Regions from separate parts of the Homo sapiens genome. Here all the other regions are linked to region 3. The links are chromatin contacts, found by Hi-C or POLR2A ChIA-PET in ENCODE. All regions are on one chromosome and are shown on one strand. Each heading gives the region's core, a stretch centred on a gene start or an enhancer-like site at or near the end of the contact. The rest is flanking DNA. Distances are from core to core; before and after follow the strand shown. Region 1 holds the start of CDC14A (cell division cycle 14A). Region 2 overlaps CDC14A (cell division cycle 14A). Region 3 holds the start of SLC35A3 (solute carrier family 35 member A3).

Region 1 (4,114 bases), core at 1,361-3,860, 380 kb before region 3:
TGTAATCTGACACCAGGGACTCAGACCTCTTTGCCTCAGCAACTCTGGGCATTCATGAGCAGCAGCAAAGGGCTCTTTCATTCCCACTCTTACTTTAGCCATTCAAGAAGCATTCTCCTCCCAGCACCACTAAGAGAAATGTCGCAGACCTCAGTTTCAAGAACCTCTATGATGAAGTGACAAAGATTGTTTTCCCCCAAATAAAAGATATGCTCTTGAAGGTCCAGAACACTTACTCTTCGAAGACCTGGTAGTACCCACAAATCCTTAGGCAGAACTGCCAATAACCTTTCTAACAAGACAAGTCCAAGGAAGCTAATTATGATTAATTTAACTATGTTCATTTATCTGCACATTTGGTAAAGATAACAAGTAATTTAAACGTTTAAAATAGAATATATTAGACTCCTCTGAAACACCAGCTCTTTTCATAAAAGTACATAACCAAGTCAATTCAGCCTTCTTATTTCTTATTATCTGATACTTTTACTGAATAAAGATTTATCTCTCTTCAATTAATGTTTTACTATGCCTGAAGTATTAAGATATCTTTTTCCTGTAGATCAGTGGTCTTTCACAGAAAACAGTTCCCTACTTTTATTTTACACTCTCAAATCCTAATCCCACAGAAGCAAAGTAATCAAAGAAAATAAATCAGCACTGCTATATCATTTCCTTAGAAGCAAAGAAAATAATATCAAAAAGTTTGGGGTACCCAAATAAAAGAATCAATAATATGTCAGATAAAATGTTAGTCATAAATGTGACTCTGATACAGCTCCCCGCAGTTAATGTGTCCCACTTTCTGAAAAAGAGCTGCACAAACAAAAACATCCTGAGATAGAACAGAAGTCTTGTAAACTATAAAGCTCAAGCACCTGTAATACATGCACTGCCCTGTACCCTATGGCCACTCCATAAATACTTAGTGACTGATTCACAGGCCAATTACTGAGTCTGGCAATGACAGTGTGTCTCCCTGGTCCTACTCTGGGGAATGTTAGGAATCTCCAGTTGCTGTTTGTTGTGGTGGTAGGAAGAACTAAAACAGATAGATGTCTAAAAGAACTGAAGTGTTGAAAGGTTCAAATTCTGTCAATTTTCTCTGAACTTCTCCCCAGGCACCTGAGTCTTAAAAAATTGATATTGTTACTCGTATCATTGGGGGGGAAATGAATAAAACTGCCATAAAAGTGCATAGTGTTTCCTCGTCAAAGAACAAGCTGAATGGCCAAGAGAAAAAAAAACAAAACATAAACTTACTTTTCATAGACCAGCTCCTCATCGATGGAGAAATAGTGGGTATTTACTGTGCTTTTTGGTCTATTCCTTAAAGTAGCAAAATATAACCGATCTGAAAGACAAGTTTAAAAGACAGAAAAAACATATGAGAAGTAGAGAAGTGGAAGTGAAGGTGGGTGGTAACATACGAAGGATCACAATTTAAAGACCCCATTAACACGTGGAATTCTTGCAGAAACCTCATCCCTCCCAGAAAGCTAGAGACTCAAGAGCACAACAGTTAGGCAAGAGGAGGACCTGACCGAGGAACTCAGCGGGGCTCAGAGCACCCACATTTCCCTTGTTTCAGGCCAGCAGAGTAGGCAGGAGCTGGGGGTACCCGCAGAACTGGAGGTGCAAGTTTGGTTCCCAAATCTCCAGACCTCAGCAGCTGCGAGAAGGGGAAGAAAGAGGTGAGCCTCCCGACGCAGCTTCGGAGATTTGAAAAAGAGGAAGGGAGAGAGACTTGGGGGGTGTGGTTGGGGGTGTCCCGAAAACCGAAGCCTGCGATGGTGGAGTAAAGGTGACCGGTGAGCATCCGGAGCAGGCTCCCCATGAGCTGCTGAGTGCCGGAGTACGGGCAGAAGCCGGTGCTGTCCCATTACGAGGCCGAGAGGCCATCCGAGGGAGCTGCAGAGGGAGCAAGGGACACAAGAAAGAGAAGCCGGAAGCAGGGGGTCCTCGGAGAAAGGAGAGTCCCTAGAGGGGACGAGAGCGCGCGCAGCGGCTGCAGGACACTGGCAGCCTCAGGAGAAGGTGGGGACAGTGGCGCGGGAAGTGAAGAGTTGGGGGCAAGAAAGCGTTGGAAGATGCGGGGCGGCTGCTCCTCACCTTTCATGAACTCACAAGCCCCGATTAGTTCCCCTGACTCCGCTGCCATCTTAAGCGAGATACGCACGGGGGAGGGCTGGGTCGTGGCCAGCTGAAGTCACTCGCCCCCGGGGGCTTCCCCACTGCCCAGGAGCCAGGAAGCTCACAGTCCCGAACAACAAGCCTGGCCGAGGGAGGCAGCAGGCGCCGAAGGCGGAGGCGGCTTCGGGGTCAGCGCGCCGGGCGCCCCGGGGACATTCCGAGGGGAACCCGAGCTCGCTCCGCGCGGGGCGCTCACGCCCCTGGCTGTGGCCGCTCCTATTTGGACTCGGCTGCTGCAGCTGCTGCTCCGCCGCCGCCGCGCCTGGGAAACGCAGACCAGCTCTCAGGGCAGGGCAAAGTCTTCCCCCGGCTTCCAAAGTGATCATGGAGGAGGAGACTTCTGGTCCCGATCGCGCCCGTGGCTACTCGAGCGGCAGCCGGGAGGACTTCAGTGCCCGCGGGCTGGCAGCAGCTGCTCCGGATCCTCCTTCGCCACCTCCTTTCAGCAGTTACTCTTCCTCCTCCTCCTCCCCCTGGGTCCGCCCCCAGACCTTCCTCCCCGCCCTCCCTCAGCCCCCTCCACTTTCACGACTCCGCGGCCATCCCTTAAAGGGACAGCCCCGCTCCTTTCTCCGCAGCAGCCCCAGTTACCAGGCGCCCCGCGGGTCACTAGGAGCCGGTTGCTAAGGCTTTGTTGCCGTCCACCAATTGCTGTTCAGGAAACGGGGCCCTCGGCCCAGGGGAGCGGGCGGGGCCTGTAGGCCAGAAACTTATGAATGAAACGGCGGGGTTGAGAGTGGACATCGCCAAAGGCGCTGTCGCGGCCTCGGAGGCTAGGATGTGCTGGCGCCCCCTTTCTTTTCTGCACCCTCTAAGTCTTGTCCCACTCCAGATTTCTTTTCTCTCTCTCTCTCATTCTCTTTCTTTCTCGCCCACTCACCCATGCTCTTCTAAACTCTTGTAGGGCGCGCGCGCGCGCACACACACACACACACACACACACACACACTCGTAAAAACCTCAGATCTCCGTGCCCTGCCTCGCCTCTAGCTAACATTTCAGCCACCCCCCACGCCCAACACTGAGGGGGTCTGCATCTTTATAAAAAATACAATTGAAAAAGAAGCACCAGCTCCTAGCTCACAGTACATGTATTGGTTTCCTCTACACATACCAGACTCTGATATAACTTGTACTTTGTTCTCACGGGACAAAAAGTTTCCCATCTGGTTCTCCACGCCCTCTCATCTGGGCCGCCAATGTGAGCGCAAAAGCATCACAGATGCCTAATCTTTACAGTGCTCCGGTCCCGGAGGGGCGGGGCGAGACCGCTGAGCCAGCCTGGGCGGGCGCGGAGGGAACAGGAGAGAGAGGAGAGTCCACTGGTCCAAGGAGGAAGGTTAACACAAAGGAATTTCTTTACATAGTCTCAGCTGAAGCGCTCCAGGCAGGAGTCCCGCTAAAAGAGGCCATTGACTTGTCTCTGCGAGGCTCTACGTACTGTTTGAACAACTTGAACGCTGGGCGTCCTAAGGCTGTACCTAATCAGAGTGCAGTCCCTTCCATACGAAAATGGCGCTACAGACCGACTATCCGAAGAGCATGCGCTCTGAGAGGTCTCTCCAGAAACAGCAAGAAACTTGTGGCGGCGTTTTCCTTCGCAGTCGCTTGTTGACCTCTAGGGAGAAAGGGGGCGCACCCGTGCAGAGCTGACTGAGGGAACCAGCCCTTCGAGGGCCAATTGCAGGTTTTGTTTGTGGTTTTTTTTTTTTTAATGTGTGTTTTGTTTTAGACAGGGTCTCGCTCTGTCACCCAGGCCGGAGTGCGGTGGCTCAATCTCTGCTCACTGCAATCTCCACCTCCCGAGTACAAGCGATTCTCGTGCCTCATTCTCCCAAATAGTTGGATCTACAGGCGTGCGCCACCACACCCGGCTAATTTTTGTATTTTTTGTAGAGACCGGGTTTTGCCATGTTGGCCA
Region 2 (3,929 bases), core at 290-2,789, 470 kb before region 3:
TTTTGTTTGTTTGGCTGGTTGGTTTCCAAGAATAAAATTGCACTGTCTGCTTCAGGTTTTTCAAGATTTTTTTCAACTAACCCTCAGCATCACCATTAAAGTTAGACAGAGAGGAAGGAAGGAAGGAATAAATAAAACATCCACAAGTTTTCTCCTTGAATTGTTCCTTCTTCTCTCTCACCGCTTCCAACCCCCTCCTGCCTCCATCTCTCCTTTAATTGAAATGGCTTTAGTGTTTGGCTGTATATTTAATAATTAATACAATGGGCCATTTGCATTCTTCATGTTCATATACATGGGGCAGAGATCCAGGTTTTGGTGGGGTCTGAAACTCACCTAATTTGAGGGTCCATCTTAGAGTAAAAAATTATTAACACAAAATTGGGTATAGGACTGTAAAAGGTGCCCATACAAGTTGAGGGGGTGAGGCTCTCTAAAATTTAAGCTTCATTAGCTTCAAAGTAAGTCACCTCTGGTCATATAATGTAGACACCTAGATGTGTGGGCTAGGGAGTGTCTTACTATTGTTTGTTTTATTACAAAGATGGATTTTATTAAAGCACTCTTCCATATCCTTTCTCTTCAACAAACATTATAGAAATCATTCCAAGATAAGTGGTATAGCTCAATTCATTTTTTAAAATGACTGCATAACATTCAGTGATTCAGATGTACTACAAGTTATCTGACCTTCTTTCTTATAAGTACATATTCCCTTTGTTTCTAACTTGGGGATTTTAGAGGGGAATCTTACTTTGTCACTACTAAAATGCTTTTATGGTATTAAAAAAAACTCTCTTTGGGTTTTTTTCATAAATTGCATTAAATGTATTAATTTTGGGAAAAGTAGCAGCTTTATGATGTTAAGTCTTTCTATCCAAGAACAAAGTATATGTTTTTCTATTTGGTCATAATTCCATCCACAGGGAATTTGCAACCTAATAAGGAAAATTAGGCTTGTACACAAATAGCCATGATATAAGAAAAATGGAAAGTACAAATTGTAACACATGAAATTGAAGGCAGGGAAGAAGAGTACTCCAGAGGTGAGATGTAATCTGTGCAGGATTTTAACACAAACGAAATGGAGGAGCGGGAGGTTAAAAGGATGGGAATCTGGGAAAAAGCAACCTCAGCCAAGCAACAGGGATATTCAAGAAACAGTAACTAAGCAGTTTGAGGAGCTGGAACACAGAGTACGTACAGTGAAGTAACAGGAGATGGGGCTAGAAGGGTAGGCTGGAGCTCATCACAGCTAAGAATGCCAGGACAGGAGAGTTTATCCACATTTCAGCAGGGCAATGGGAGAAACAGCCGGTTTGGGGCCAAGAACAAGACAAGCAAGATGAGAACTCTATTTTAGGATCACTCAGGTGTGTGTAAGGCAGCCTGGGAGGAGAAGGGCCGTGCTCAGTTAGAGAACTATTAAAATGAAAGGTCCACAGGAAAAGACGTGAGACCTGAGTCAGAGGGAAGGAAGTGAGAACAGAGAGGAAAGACAGATATAATTAATACATCCTGTGGCACCAGTAGAAGTGATCCGAATACTCACTAGGTTAGGGAGGAAAACAGCAATGTTTCTAGCCTTGAGGCTGGGTGCTCAGTAGGATGGCAATGTGGTAACACACACAAAGCAGAGGACCATGTTTGGGTAAAAGATGATCAGTTTCTTTTCAGATATGTTGCATTTAACATGGAAACAGAATATCCAAACAGCCCTATTCTAGACTAGGGCCCCAAATGTGAGGGCTGTCCTTATCTTACTAAGGATAGAGATAAATTGTATTACTCCTCTGGGGAAACCCAACGGATGAGTTCACCTTCCGAGAATGTTGAACCTACTCACATTGTACAGGCTTCTCATCTTTCAGAAAAAGTTAATGACTTCTAGACTCCTCCTTATCCTACTCTGCTTCAACATCTCCTTACAGCGCAAACCAGCTTGGAGATAGCCTTTGCCTGCATTTTGAGCAGTCAAGACATTAATCAAAAGTCTTGTAATGATGCCATGGGGAAAAAAAAATTCAGTGAACTTTTAGAACTAAGTAAATTCAGCCATATTTCAAAATAAAATTTATACAACCAAAAATATTATAAGGGGGCTTGGCATGGTGGCTCATGCCTGTAATCCCAGCACTTTGGGAGGCCGAGGCAAGAGGATCACTTGAGCTCAGGAGTTCAAGACCAGCCTGGGCAACATGGTGAAATCCTGTCTTTAAAAAAAAAAAAAAATTAGCCAGACATGGTGGCATGCACCTGTAATTCCAGCTGCTTGGGAGGCTGAGGTGGGAGGATAGCTTGAGCCTGGGGAGGCAGAGGTTGCAGTGATCCGAGATTGTGCCACTGCATTTCAGCCTGGACAAAAGAGCTAGACACCGCCTCAAAAATAAATAAATAAAAGGTACAAATTCAGTTTTATTTTAAATAAAACCTGATTTCTAAAATAAAAGTAACATAATTTTACTACCCTACTAGATTTTTCTTATAAACTAAAGGTGCAAAGTGATTGTATATAAATGAGAGAATATATATAGATATGTTGTTTTTCCAAAATAAAATTTTGGTGACTCCTGATTCAAAGGAAATAACCAAGGCTGAAAGGACAAAACTGACCACTATGGAAAACTCCAGAATGCTTTTATTTAGCACCCACTCGATTTGCAATACATGAGTGTGACAGGGGGAAAAAATTAATCAACATGAAATTATGTTTTGTAAAAAAAATTAAATGTACAAACCTCATAATGTTCATATTCATCCACATCAAATGTCTCAAAGTCAAAAAATCCATGTTGTAATCCCTAAAAGCAGAATTTGAATTAGTTTTTCCATGCTAAATTGATAAACTCTACTCATCATTTCTGGAACTCCTACTTACAGAAATGATCCTCACTAATCTGAAGAGACAGCTTGAAACCTTTGATGTTTAATGCATATCTAGAAATCTTTTTATAAAACTGGTTATATTGCATTAAGACTGTCTTACTGGAACTAAAAAAACACTTAGAATAACATGAAAAAGCCCCACAAAAGATGCCTTGATTTCTAATTTACATCAGTTTTGTATGTAAAATTATATGTATACAAAATGAAATAAAACAAATTTATAGTTAGAACCTGTTGGGAACTAGACCTAACTATGACAGAATAGATCATAGTGATTAACTTCTTTGTTAGGAGAAGAAAAATCAATTATTCTTATGAGTTTTTGTCTTCCTTTTATCATAGGGAGATATTTAGCCCCCCAAAAAAACCCTGCATCTTTTACTGTTTTTTCTTCCTTAATATTTCTACTTAATAGGTCCTTAATAATATTTGATGAGAGAATATATATATTTATATATAATATATAGTATATATTTATATATACTATATATAATATAGTATATTTATATATAATACATAATATAGTATATTTATATATACAATACATAATATATATGTAATATTTCTTAATATTTCTACTTAATAGGCCCTTATTTGTTCCTAAAACTCTACCTTGGGAGAATCTGTTTCATGAGATAGTTTCTGACAAAGTAGAATTATACTTGACTGCTCTTACAATTTAAAAAAAAAAACATATTTTTATCACAAAGTAAAAGTCATACTCAGTTTTGTAAACAATGACTTAGAACTTTTAAAAACTATCCAGCTAGCTCAGATCTAATATTTTAAAGAGAACAGAATCTTTTATTTTATAAATCATGAAGCTATACAGATTACAACAGAATACAAAACCACAGGTACATTTAAAAGTTACATGATCAAGTCATTAAAAATAGAAAAAGAAACTAGCAAGCCAAGCTCCAGTACATCTATCAGTGTTTTTTCAAAACACAGAACATGCGCCATCAGCATCAGAAACACTTAGGGTAATTCATATGAAAGAAGCAGACTCCTGGGCCCCACCCCAGAACTATCAAATCATA
Region 3 (4,324 bases), core at 1,318-3,817:
GAGTTCAAAACCAGCCTGGCCAACATGGTGAAACCCCCGTCTCTACTAAAAATACAAAAATTAGCTAGGTGTGGTGATGCACGCCTGTAGTCCCAGCTACTCGAGAGGCTGAGGCAGAAGAATCTCTTGAACCTGGAAGGCAGAGGTGGCAGTGAGGCGAGAGGGTCACGCCACTGCACTCCAGCCTGCGTGACAGAGCAAGACTCCATCTCAAAAAAAAAAAAAAAAAAAGTAGTAAGTACAAATGCTTTCCTTAGGAAGCTTACATTACAGTAGGGATAATAGAACTCTCAAATTACAATGCAAATTTAACAAGTGTTGTAAGATTTATAAAGCCCAGCACACATGAAGAAAAAAAAATGGGCTGGGCGTAGTGGCTCATGCCTGTAATCCCAACACTTTGGGATGTCGAGGCAGGTGGATCACCTGAGGTCAGGAGTTCAAGACCAGCCTGGCCAACATGGTGAAACCCCGTCTCAACTAAAACTACAAAAAAATTGGCTGGGTGTGGTGGCGGGCACCTGTAATCCCAGCTACTTCAGGAGGCTGAGGCAGGAGAATCGCTTGAACCCGGGAGACGGAGGTTGCAGTGAGCCGAGATCGCAACATTGAACTCCAGCCTGGGCAACAAGAGCAAAACTCTCTCAAAAAAAGAGAAAAAGAAAAAGAAAAAAAGAATGAACTGGATTTATGGCAGATTTCAGAAAGCTGCATAAGAAAGAGATGGCATTTAAGGAATTGAAGAATAAGTAGAATTTCTACAAAGACAGCAAGGAAGGCCTTCCTTGTTTCTTCTTTGTAGGAAGAAATGATAAAAGCAAACACCAAGGCTGACAGGCATATAGCATGTTCAGAAACTGGACGTCTAATTAACGACTAGTTTGGCTAAAAAATAGGATATGTGGAAAAAAGTAATACTTGTTTAATAAAAGGAAAAAAGAAAGAATCATATTGGGGGCCGGGTGCGGTGGCTCACGCCTGTAATCCCAGCACTTTGAGAGGCCGAGGTGGGTGGATCACGAGGTCAGGAGATCGAGACCATCCTGGCTAACATGGTGAAACCCCGTCTCTATTAAAAATACAAAAAAATTAGCCGGGCGTGGCGGCGGGCGCCTGTAGTCCCAGCTACTCAGGAGGCTGAGGCAGGAGAACGGCATGAACCCGGGAGGCGGAGCTTGCAGTGAGCTGAGATTGCGCCACTGCACTCCAGCCTGGGCGACAGAGCGAGACTCCGTCTAAAAAAAAAAAAAAAGAATCATATTGATTTTACTGGAGCCACCGTCAGACTCAAATTCTGAAGGAAAAATCTGAAGCCTCCCTAAATAATATAAAATTTATTAAATGCCTCCCTAAATAATTTACATTTTATTCTGAAGCCGATCGAGAGTCACTGCGTATTTCTGAGGAAGGAATAACCAAAAAAAGAAAGTCATAAGATCTTTGGCTTTAAAAGTAATATGGAGGCAAGTGACTGGAAGGGTGCCAGGCTGAGGACAAGTCCAGTTTGGAAGTTATTGCTATAGTGCAAGTAAGAAGAGGAAAGACGAGCATATTTAGCAGACAGGTAGTGGGAATGAAAAAGGGGAGAACTAAATTTGAGATGCTGAAGAGATAGAATCAACAGTTGGGAGGAAAGTTAGCCTCAGAAATATAAGTTTACAAGTCATTCCCTTGAAACACCCTGAGTTTACCAGTGAAAGTGAATAAGAACACCAAGTAAGAAACTGCACCAAATTTCATCTTTAACTACTAAAGTCGAATGTTGATTTCAAAAACGAAAAGACTTAATTTTCAAATACTGCATTTAAGAGAACATAATAAAAGATCGTCTTTTACTATAAAGCAATGCACCCACACACCTGTTCTGATGAGAATCTCACCCCACTTCAAACAGTCCTTGTGTTCTTACTAGCCTTACCAAGGGCAGCCTTTCCATTTCTTTAAGTTCCTGCGGCTTCTTGAGCTCCAGGTGCTGGTCGGGTGCATCTGTGCCTACCACAGGGCTCAACACCGAGCGAGAGCTCATGGGATGTTCACTGAAGGAATGACGGGCCCCAGCCGGGCCCACCCGTCACTAGCTCCGCACGCACCAGGCGCTGAGGCACACACTGCCGTCTTCATTCGCTTGACACACCCCTCTCCTCGGGCCTTTTTTCCTCCTCCACCCAGTACATTCCGCACGTCGTCCGTCGGAGTTACAACGTGTCACCTCATCTGCTCCCACCCCTACTTAGCTAGCACTGTATTTCAGGTCTTCGATACCGTCCCCTTCACCCCTACAGACTTCACATCAGCCCCCTCGCATGCCTCCTCTTCCTCCTCCTCCAGGAGCTTCCCGGGCCGCCCCGCAGCCGCTAGCCTCCTGGTTCCCGCCCCTCCCCAGGTGCGCTGAGGACTCACCTCCCGCGCAGCTCGACCGGCTGAGCCCACCACCGGGGGCCGCGGTTCAGCTCCGCCGGGCGCCCCAGGCTGCCGAGTCCGCTGGGTCCTACGCGACCGCTGACCCGCAGCGCCGCCGGCTCCCGTCGCCGTAGCCACCGCCAGCTCGGTGCAGCCCAGGCGTTTCCGGGTTCCCGCGGTCCCGTCCCCCAAATGCTCCGGCTTCCGCCTCGGCTCTGGCAAATGCCGTTCCCGGCTCGGCTCTGGCAGCCCCAGCTCGGCACTTGGCAGCTCTGTCCCTAAGGCGACGCACCTGGGCTGCTCTGCTGGCAGCCCCTGGTTCCTGCTTCACCGTCGCGTGGAGGCCTGGGGCACTGCTTTCTGCTACACCTCTCCTAGGAGCGCGAAACAGATGGAGTGACACTCGTCGAGGGCCTCTGCGGGACTGTCTGTTTGCAGAGGGTGCCAAGGTGTCCACTGCGTAAGGAAGGGCAAAGTCCTTTGGGGCAAAGAACCCTGAGAGGAACGGGGAGATGGATTTTGAAAGCAAACGAACCCTCTCCTAAAAGTGACTGTCACTGACCTGAAAACAACCAGATTAGCTATGGCAAAGGCTGCCAACCAACCAGTGGTCTGCAAGAAGGCTTGTTCTTCCACTTCACCCACCCTGACTGAGATCTTGAGACTGAAGGAAACCCAAAGCCGTACCACCAATGGGCCTAGTGTCATCAACCGGGAGAGGAAAAAGAAAACTGGGCCCAGAGGATTGCAGAGTTATGAGGGACCAACCCCTTCCTGGCTGCATGGATCACAGCATTACCTTTTAAAAGTGTTCCAGTAGCTGTGTTGGAAACCCTCTAACCACGGCAGCCCATTCAGGTGATGAACAGGCTGAAATCAGTACTTCAGGTTCAGCTGGATTATCAAATAAGCGAATAGGATTATCTCTTTTTGTTAACTCAGGGCTGCTATAAATTAAGCCTATGTCTCTTTATATTGCAAATGATTAAAACCATGTCCAAGAGAGACATACTTAGAAAAAAAGTGATATTGAAGAAAAATAAGTAACTGTATTAGAGTAGAATAACTGGTTTTAAAATTTTCTGCAATACAGTCTTGAGAAAATTCCTGGATGGTAAAATACATATTAGATCTTAATACATGCCCAGTTTTTTTTGAAACCAAAATGTGCCTGTTAGATGATGATAACAGCATGCCTCGTTTTATTGTGATTTGCTTTATTGCTCTTCACAGACATTGCTTTTGTTTTTTTGTTTTTTTTTTTTACAAATTGAAGGTTTGTGGCAACCTTGCCTCAAGCACATCTATTGGTGCCATTTTTCCAACAGCATGTGCTCACTTTGTGTCTCTGTGTCACATAATATTCAATAATTTTTGCAATATTTAAATTTGTTCATCATTATTATATCTGGTATAGTGCTTTGTGATCAATGATCTTTGATGTTACTATGGTAATTGTTTTGGGGTGCTGATATGGTTTGGCTGTGTCCCCACCCAAATCTCAACTTGAACTGTATCTCCCAGAATTCCCACGTGTTGAGGGAGAGACCTAGGGGGAGATAATTGAATCATGGGGGCCAGTCTTTCCTGTGCTATTCTCATGATAGTGAATAAGTCTCATGAAATCCGATGGGTTTATCTGGGGTTTCTGATTTTGCTTCTTCCTCATTTTTCTCTTGCTGCAGCCATGTAAGCAAGTACCTTTCACCTCCCGCCATGATTCTGAGGCCTCCCCCGCCATGTGGAACTGTAGGTCCAATTAAACTTCTTTTTCTTCCCAGTCTCGGGTATGTCTTTATCAGCACCATGAAAATGGACTAATACAGGTGCCATGTACTGCACTCATATAGAAAGGCAAACTTAATTAATAAATGTTATGTGTGTTCTGACTACTCCACCAACTGCCCATTTCCCCACACTTCTC

The links. Hi-C counts contacts between places; a loop is a spot of excess contacts on that map. ChIA-PET counts read pairs that join two places held with the same protein, here RNA polymerase II (POLR2A). Pooled maps may share reads with other maps.
Region 1: a map of HCT116 shows a loop between it and region 3 (2.0-fold over the local background). The contact joins the promoter of CDC14A here to the promoter of SLC35A3 in region 3. A Hi-C loop is called at or near these places in 3 of 168 maps with a recorded cell type or tissue (HCT116 and naive thymus-derived CD4-positive, alpha-beta T cell), 12 of 37 single-sample maps with no recorded cell type and 15 of 50 pooled maps. POLR2A ChIA-PET finds 5 or more read pairs at or near these places in 4 of 52 experiments (WTC11, activated B cell, activated naive CD4-positive, alpha-beta T cell and 1 more).
Region 2: a pooled map shows a loop between it and region 3 (3-fold over the local background). The contact joins the enhancer-like site here to the promoter of SLC35A3 in region 3. A Hi-C loop is called at or near these places in 2 of 168 maps with a recorded cell type or tissue (A673 and endothelial cell of umbilical vein), 4 of 37 single-sample maps with no recorded cell type and 13 of 50 pooled maps. POLR2A ChIA-PET finds 5 or more read pairs at or near these places in 2 of 52 experiments (GM12878 and activated CD4-positive, alpha-beta T cell).

The regions. Positions count from the first base shown.
Region 1 is chr1:100,351,002-100,355,115 of GRCh38, reverse strand. It overlaps CDC14A (cell division cycle 14A), which reads right to left and starts at 2,610. Exons shown (of 16, transcript NM_003672.4): 1 at 2,113-2,610; 2 at 1,264-1,354. The coding sequence starts at 2,161. RefSeq lists enhancers at 1,484-1,733, 1,774-2,083, 3,334-3,383, 3,424-3,853 and silencers at 2,664-2,713, 2,744-2,833.
Region 2 is chr1:100,441,806-100,445,734 of GRCh38, reverse strand. CDC14A (cell division cycle 14A) reads right to left here. Exons shown (of 16, transcript NM_003672.4): 7 at 2,739-2,801. Among named protein-coding and RNA genes, the nearest start is that of CDC14A, 91 kb to the right of the region's middle. Within about 2 kb of position 1,539, at least 8 of the 41 ENCODE cell types and tissues checked have a DNase peak (open chromatin) inside an H3K27ac peak, as active enhancers do; they include GM12878 and endothelial cell of umbilical vein, where a contact is called at or near this core.
Region 3 is chr1:99,968,239-99,972,562 of GRCh38, reverse strand. SLC35A3 (solute carrier family 35 member A3) reads right to left here and starts at 2,567. Exons shown (of 8, transcript NM_012243.3): 1 at 2,401-2,567. The region is part of intron 1 of LOC124904230 (a long non-coding RNA gene); the gene reads left to right. RefSeq lists enhancers at 2,118-2,207, 2,928-2,977, 3,038-3,087 and a silencer at 2,328-2,527.